Regions from separate parts of the Mus musculus genome. Here region 1 is linked to region 2. A link is a contact called in ENCODE Hi-C or POLR2A ChIA-PET data. All regions are on one chromosome and are shown on one strand. Each heading gives the region's core, a stretch centred on a gene start or an enhancer-like site at or near the end of the contact. The rest is flanking DNA. Distances are from core to core; before and after follow the strand shown.

Region 1 (4,064 bases), core at 908-3,407, 56 kb after region 2:
ACGCCTCCACCAAAAGAGACCTTTTGCTCTGAATTATGATATGATTTTAATTCTCAAGAACAGGTACATGTTTAGATGTAAGTTTTGTTTGTTTGTTTTGTTTTTTTCCTGAGAGAAAACATAAGATACCAATTGGGGTACATTATAAGCAATGAGAAAGGAAACAAAGTATGCTTTAGACATGAAAAGCACCGATCACCTCAATATTTTTGAGGAATTAAAAGCACTTCTCTGCAGTGACCACCCAGGGCTTTGCACGCAGCAGGCAAGTACACCACGACTCAACACCACACCTTCAAATGTTACTGACAACAGGTCTTGCCCACTGTAAATACCAAGCCCAGAACACACAGAATACATTATCGCAAACTTAATTACATAATCTCTTCTAATTGCACAGACTCCTTCCCAATCAGCCTGTAAGGTCAAAAGCAAGGACGATGCCCACACTCATACCTAATAGCACTCTCACCTCAATACTTCAGAACATGCCAAAGGAATGCAAGCAACTCCTCAGTCAGCATCTGGTCACTGGATAGGGTTAGAGTGAGCACAAAATACTACCTACTGACTTTTTTTCGGTATATTTAAAAATACTTCTCAATTGTCTTGAGATTGAAATATGATTACAGGGCTGGTGAGATGGCTCAGCAGTTAAGAGCACTGACTGCTCTTCCAAAGGTCCTGAGTTCAAATCCCAACCACATGGTGGCTCACAACCACTCCTAACAAAAATCTGACACCCTCTTCTGGTGTGTCTGAAGACAGCTACAGTGTACACATATAATAAATCTTTGGGCTGTTGTGAGCAGAGTTGGAGCAAGCAGGGCTAGAGCGGGCAGAGGTCCTGAGTTCAATTTCCAGAAACCACATGATGGCTCACAACCATTTGTATAGCTACAGTGTACTCATATACATAAAATAAATAAATTAATTAAAAAAAAAGAAATATGATTACATAATTTCCCCTTCCACCCCAGAACTGGGGTTCCTTGAGCTGCCATGTGAATACTGGGAATCAAGCCCAAACCCCTGAAAGGGTAACTAGTGATCTAAAATGCTAAGCCATCTCTCCAGGATCATGCTGTCTAGAAGGCCATGAAATGTACTCACGACGTGTCTATTCCAAAGGTGTCAGCGGTGAACCATTTTGTACATATCCCACACTGCAACTCCACTTCTCCCAACTGCCGCCCATTCTCCTCATCCACAGAGCCCGCCTGGGTATCCATCACTTCTGAAGTGTCTCCGGTACCTTCCTGGAGCCACAGGGCAATAAGAGAATCAAATGGCCTGACTACTTTTTAAAAAAAAAAAAATAGATTAAACATTTTAAAACCAAATCTAGTTCGCCTTCCAAAGGCCTCAGAGGAAATACTTACCAAAGTATCTTTTCCATTAGAAGATTCTGTCTCCAGACCACTTACATCAACCAAGTTTGCATCCCTATAATGAAAAGACAAACATCAAAATGGCCTTTCCTAAACAGAAAAACACAATGGTCCAAATACGGAGGGTATATCTTTTTCATGTCCTGAACGGGATGCCCACGAGAGAACAATCCTGAGTATTAGGAGGGAGGTTGTCAAGCAAGACAAATGTGTTCGCGGCCCAGGGATTCCTAGTGCACTGGGCTAACGACGGGAGGCTGCCGTCCTCAGTGCTTTCAGGACCAAGCATTGCAAGAGGGATCAGCGAGGTCTTCCGGGGCGCTAGAGGGGGAAACGCTCTTGGCTCACACTGGTGCTGATGGGAGCCGAGGAGCCGAGGAGCGGCTTGGAGTCCACAAGCAAGCAGCCAGCGGGGTTGCGGAGGGTACCGGGTGGGCGGGCGGGCCGAGCCGTTGGCTGCGGGACCTGGATCCGGAGGGCGACACCGGGCGGCGCGAGCCGCGGGCTTCCACGAGGGGCGGGCCCTCGCGCGTCCCCGGGGCTGCGAGTGGATTGCCTTACCCACTTTCGGCCTCTCCGGAGCTGGGCTCCGCTCCCGGGGCGGCTGACGGCCCCTCGCCAGCCCCCGCGGCCACCGGCTCTGTCTCTCGGTCCTCCGCCGTTGTGGCACTTGCAGCGGCTCCGGGACCAGGGCCGGCGCTGACTCCCGGACCAGGACCCGCTCCAGCCGCCGCCATCGCTGCTCCTTCCCAAGCTCTCGCGAGAATATATCTATGCGGCGAGTTGCCGCCACGCACGGCGCTCTTAAAGTGGGAAAGACCTTTTGTTGGGGGGCCCGCCACTTACTTGGGAAGGACGCACTTTGAGTCCGCCGCTTTAAGGCCAGAAAAAAAAAAAAAAAGAAAGGAAGAAAGAAAAAGGCAGGGCGCAACTCGGATTGCCCAGGTTTGAAGGGAGCCACTTAGGAGGTCTGTCCTTTGCTTTCCTCTTGGGACTTGAATTATTCAAAACGCCTGCTCATAGTCGTGGCTAAGAGTGGAAATCACGGCACATATGAGGATGTGAGAGACTCCCCTTTACACTGTGCGGAGCAGGCGATCATACTAAAACCCTAAAACGTAGGAAACTTCCAAACAACAACAAAGGAGCACTCTGGCTCACACCTGCCGGGAGCGTCTGTAACTGCGTAGCTGGCCGCCAGAAGCCCCGTTTCCAGGCGGCTTTTGGAGAGACTAGAGGTCTGATTCCAGAGAGCCCGAGGTAGTTGTGGGTGGAAAAGACGTTAGGAAAAGAAACATCTGGCCAGAGGAGGCTAGAAGTGCTGTGCGCTCGAGGAACACGAATTGCTAGTTCACGGAGGGAAGTAGAGCTCCAGGCGAGAGTGCTAGCAGAGGACAGAATTCAGCAAGGTTTGGGCCTTAGCGAGAAGGGCAGAAACGAGTAAGAAAGGGATGTCTGCTGGTAGCTAAACCCCTGGACTGAGTGCAAGCATATGGGTGGGCTCTAAACCCTAGCAAAATAGAAACTGCCGCCTCACCCCCATCCTCCGCGTGTGTGTGCGCTTTACGGATGTGTGCGCATGTATGTGGCATAGTGCACTGGACAGGTGAGAGGACAATATGGTGAGAAGAGCTTTCTTTCCCTCCACTATGTGAGTTCTAGGAATCTAGCTCAGGCTTGGCAAGCAAGTGCCGCCTTTGCCCACTGGGCCATCTCACGGACCATAAATTTGCTGTTTTAAAACAAACACACTTAGGGATTAGAGATCATTGATACTTTGCAGTTGTTAGGAGAAAGTGCCGCCATGACCAAAAATATCTTAAGCAAGGGGAGGGGGGATCTTGGTTGAGGGGGGTTCAAAGAGATAAGAATCCATGATGGTGGGGAGATAAGGCAGCAAGGATCTGAAATGGTGACTATCAGACAAGGCTGAGAGCTCGAATTCTCTATCAGAATCACCAAGCAGACAGGGAGAACTTCAAGGAAGCGGCTTCACTTTTTTCGTGTAAGCTTGCCCCCAGTGACTTACCTCCACCAGCAAACGTTCACCTCCCAAGCCTCCCTAGACATCATAACAACTGTTGTGTGAATGGGGACCGATCCTCCCCCCCCCATGCCCCACCTTACCCTCTCAAATGCATGACTTTTTAGAGATTTCCCCCTTCCATGTTAATATGTCTATTAGGATTGCCATAGTTAGATCTCATTTGGGCAGCCATATTGTTGTGACGTCATGGGTCGTTCCTGATAGCCATCACTTCATGGCACAGGTCCCAGTCCCCTGGCTTTTACAGTCTCTCTGTTCCCCTCTCCCTCAATGTTTTCTGAGCCTTAGGTATGATGTTGGAGATATACCCACTGGGACTGGGTACCCCACAGTTAACCAATCTCTGCGTTTTGACTAGTTGGAAACCCCTGAATAACATATTTGAAAACTGAATACAGCTATTTATAAAGCAAGATCATCTAGGGGCTGGGGAGATGGCTCAGTGGTTAAGAGCACTGACTGCTCTTCCAGAGGCCCTGAGTTCACTTCCCAGCAATCACATGGTGGCTCATAACCATCTGTAATGGGATCGGATGCCCTCTTCTGCTGTGTCTGATGACAGCTACAGTGTGTTCATATAAATAAAATAAATAAATCTTAAAAAAAGAATATCTACCATGAGCAAG
Region 2 (3,770 bases), core at 1,141-3,640:
TGCTAACCCCATAATCTGCCCTATATGCACAACTCTACTCCAAACCTCTTAACTCCCTACCAGATGCTAAACTTGAACTTTTGCAAGTCTTTCCCTAACCAGACAGACTTTTACTTTGATAGCAAACTCGATAGAAGCCAGTTTAAAGCTCGACTCCTTTTCCTCATCAACTGATCTTTAATCTGGGTACAAAAGTCCTTCATCTCTAGATCCTGTGATTACAGTAGATCCGCCGGCCTACTTATCCCATCCTACTTACTGAATCAGCACAGGAAATAGGGATCCTTCTTCCAGCTAACTTCTGAATACTACCTGGTTTCTATTCTTATACAATTTTTAGAGGAACAATTAGCCTACCCGTTTAAAATGTACAATTCAGTGGTTTTTAGGATACTCAGAATTGGGAAACCATCTTCACCAACTTCAGAACACTGTACCACCTCAAAGCCCAGTTTTGCAATTCTTCCTTCCAGTCCCCAACCTAGCAGCCCACCATGTTTCTGCCTGGAGGAATCGCTCCCTATGGGCACTACACATAAATGGAATCACACAATATGAAATGCAACCCTTTGACTAACTTCATCCAACAAGCATGATCTAGTTAAGGTTCATTCCATGTTGAAACAAGTATGTGAGTGGGGATGGAGGGGGGGGGTCAATTCATACCTTTCTAGATGTTATGTTCTAAAATGTTAGCCATGTTAGTTAATCCAGCAACCAGTTGATAACTGTACCAGTTATTTCTAATTTTTGGCCATTATCACTAATGATGTTAAAAAGATGTATTAAATAGTATATGGACATGTTTTCCTTTGTTGTGGTGGTGGTGGTTGTTGTTCATTTTTTGAGACAGGGTCTCACCACGTTGTCCAGGCTGTCCTGGAACTCATTATGTCCATGTGAACCAGGCTGGCTAGTCTGCCTCAGCCTCCTGGGTACTGAGATTAAACACACCAGCCCTTGTTTTTTGTTTGTTTTGTTTTGTTTTTTTGTTTTTTGTTTTTTTTTCAAGACAGGGTTTCTCTGTGTAGCCCTGGCTGTCCAGGAACTCACTTTGTAGACCAGGCTGGCCTCAAACTCAGAAATCCGGCTGCCTCCCAAGTGTTGGGATCAAAGGCATGCGCCGCCACCACCAGCAGACTTTTTTTTTGTCGTTTTTTGTTTTTTCAGCCCTTGTTTTCTATTTCTTGAGTATACTTACAAGTAGACCTGCTAGATCATAAATTAACTCTCTGTCAGAAGTTTTAGGAACGACCCAGCTATTTTCCAAAGCACTGTACTATTTTACAATCCCGTCGTGGATATGTGAGAATTTTATAATTAATTTTCTGCAAGTAAGAATGTTACAAAGGCCAAAAGATGTGTGCCACCATCCTAGAATGATAGCCCCATACGAAGATAAAATAGAAACACACTTTTGGCATGTATGCAAGCAACAAAATGTTACAGGTCCAAACATACTAAGCAAGTCGGTCTCTCAGAGCCTTCTCCATTCAAAAATTGGGAAGCATTAATAACATCTGTCTTGCAGTCTTGCGATGATTAAATAGAACATTAAGGTACTTTGCAACATTGATCCCTCCTGATTCAATTCCAGGCAAAGCTTTAGTGATAAGGAACTAAGTGATCAGCCCGCCCCGTTTCGATCCCTTCCCCGTGGGAGGGGCTGCTGAGTAAGGGCTGGGGCTGCAGCTCCCCGAGCCACGCAGGATAAATTGTTACAGCCCAATCACGCTAACCTACGCTCTCGGGAAAGAGATCCTGCAGCCTGCTACTAAGCTTAGGAAGTCAGCGCAGAATATTTTTTCGTTTTTTTTTTTCGTGGTTAACAAGAACACTTATGATGGCTGAAGTTAAAAAAAAAAGCAAAAACAAACAAACAAACAAACAAAACGAAGGGACAAATGGAACCCAAGCCTAGCTCCCCTCGCATCTCTGGTCCTCGTCTCTGCACCGTCCCCAAAAGAAGAACAAATCAGAGACCCGAGTCCTAACAGACCCTAAGTATAAAACCCCCAAATGTCCTCACCTCTGCCCAAGACTTCCCGACTGGAGCCCCGGAAAAGACTTCGAAGCTTACCTGGTGGCCTCCCCCGGCTCTGCTCGCTTCTGCCCAGGCGCCTCCCGAGGGGTAGTAGCCATCGCCACCTGCGCCTTCGCCCGGCCAGGTGGTCTCGGCCGGGGCGCCCCCGCGCCCTCGCCAGGAAACCGGAGGCTGGGGAGGCTCCGGACGAAGAGGGGGGTATAAGGGCGGAGGTACGTGCACCGGGACATCGCCTCCCCCGGGCCCGTAGTAGCGGCCGTAAGAAGGGCCGTCACTGGGGCCGTAGCCCGAGCGCCTCAGGGCCGACATGGGCTCCGCTGCCGCGAAGCGCTTCCCGCCCCCCACGACCGTCCCATTGCGCAGGCGCCTGCGGGAGGCCGCTATTGGCGAGCGGCGGAGGGGGATAGGACGGCTACAGCCAATCCCGAGCCGGTCCCGCCCCTTGCACGCCGAGCGCGGAACGGTCATGGACGGTACGGGTCAATCCGGGCCTCGGGTCGGGAAAGCGAGGCGAGGGGCAGCGCTCGTCACGCGTGAGGAAACGCCTATCCTCCGCCCTTCCGACCTGGACTTCACTGCACTGACTGGAGGGGAAGAGAACGTGGTCGGCCACCGACTGGCAACACGCCCGGCACGCCTCTTTCGGCGGACGGGCAGGCGATACCGGAAGTGGGTGGGGTCACCTGAAACGCTTCCGGCGACTAGCGGTGTCTGAGCTGCAGGTGAGCGGCCGGTTCCCGTCCGCGTCCCGCCGACGGGCGACTGGACGCCCTCGCGGCCGTCCGGTGCAGCCTTGCGAGAGCTCAAACATGAACTATATGCCCGGCACCGCCAGCCTCATCGAGGACATCGACAGTGAGTACCTAACCTCTCCCTCGGGGGAAGCCTGGTGTGGGACCCCTTTTCGAGTGGGCGTCCCTCGACAAGGGCCCAGAGAGTGATCTCTGGGCCCGGGCGGGGTGGTTCTGCCTTCACAGCCTCGGACGGAGCCTTTTCCCAAGCTGCCTTCTCTGTCCTTGAGCGGGTAACACCTCCCCGCCCCCCGCCCCCCAAGCTGTGAAACGCCTTCCGAGGGGCGCAGCATCCGACTTGGGAACGTGAAGGGCAGAGCACGCGAAGGAAGTCGCCTGAGCCACTTCGCGTTCCCAAGTCGGATGCTGCGCCCCTCGTAAGGCGTTTGACAGTGAATGGATGGAGATTGCTTCTAGAAAGGACTCACCAGACCCGACAACAGCAGTTGAATTTAATTAGCAGAGAACGTAGGCTTTCTGTTGTATAGCCACTAGCACTCTCCTTTTTCTGTAAGGGTCATTAGCACTTTCAGATTAAAGTTGTAGAGACAGGTGCCGGACGTAATAACGGGATTTTCTGCGAATGCTAAGTCACTTCAAACTTACTCTTTTCTGTTTGACAGTTTTGCTTTTACTAAAAGGAGGTTAGTCCTGTAAAAATAAAGAGGTTACAATTTCGGTTTTAAAAGGTTTAATTTATTGTGTATTTATGTCTCGTCTACATGTAATTAAACCACGGGCATATTGGTATCCACGAAGCCAGATGACTTTCTCTTCTTGGGATCCTCTGGAATTGGAGTTATGGACCGAGTTACAGAGTCACAGTGTGGGTGCTGAGAAAGGAACTCAGATCTTCTGCAAGAGCAACACGTGCTCTTCTGAACCATCTCTCCAGCCTCCACTTTCATTCCCCCGCCCCGAATTCTTACCTGTGT

Evidence for each region. Hi-C counts contacts between places; a loop is a spot of excess contacts on that map. ChIA-PET counts read pairs that join two places held with the same protein, here RNA polymerase II (POLR2A).
Region 1: POLR2A ChIA-PET joins it to region 2 with 13 read pairs in embryonic stem cell. The contact joins the promoter of Ash2l here to the promoter of Bag4 in region 2. A Hi-C loop is called at or near these places in 1 of 37 maps with a recorded cell type or tissue (heart). POLR2A ChIA-PET finds 5 or more read pairs at or near these places in 4 of 5 experiments (Patski and embryonic stem cell).

What each region holds. Positions count from the first base shown.
Region 1 is chr8:25,838,630-25,842,693 of GRCm38, forward strand. Ash2l (ASH2 like histone lysine methyltransferase complex subunit) reads right to left here and starts at 2,158. Exons shown (of 16, transcript NM_011791.3): 1 at 1,953-2,158; 2 at 1,383-1,446; 3 at 1,114-1,259. The coding sequence starts at 2,128.
Region 2 is chr8:25,782,819-25,786,588 of GRCm38, forward strand. It overlaps Bag4 (BCL2-associated athanogene 4), which reads right to left and starts at 2,391. Exons shown (of 5, transcript NM_026121.3): 1 at 2,081-2,391. The coding sequence starts at 2,353. It overlaps Lsm1 (LSM1 homolog, mRNA degradation associated), which reads left to right and starts at 2,773. Exons shown (of 4, transcript NM_026032.1): 1 at 2,773-2,899. The coding sequence starts at 2,854.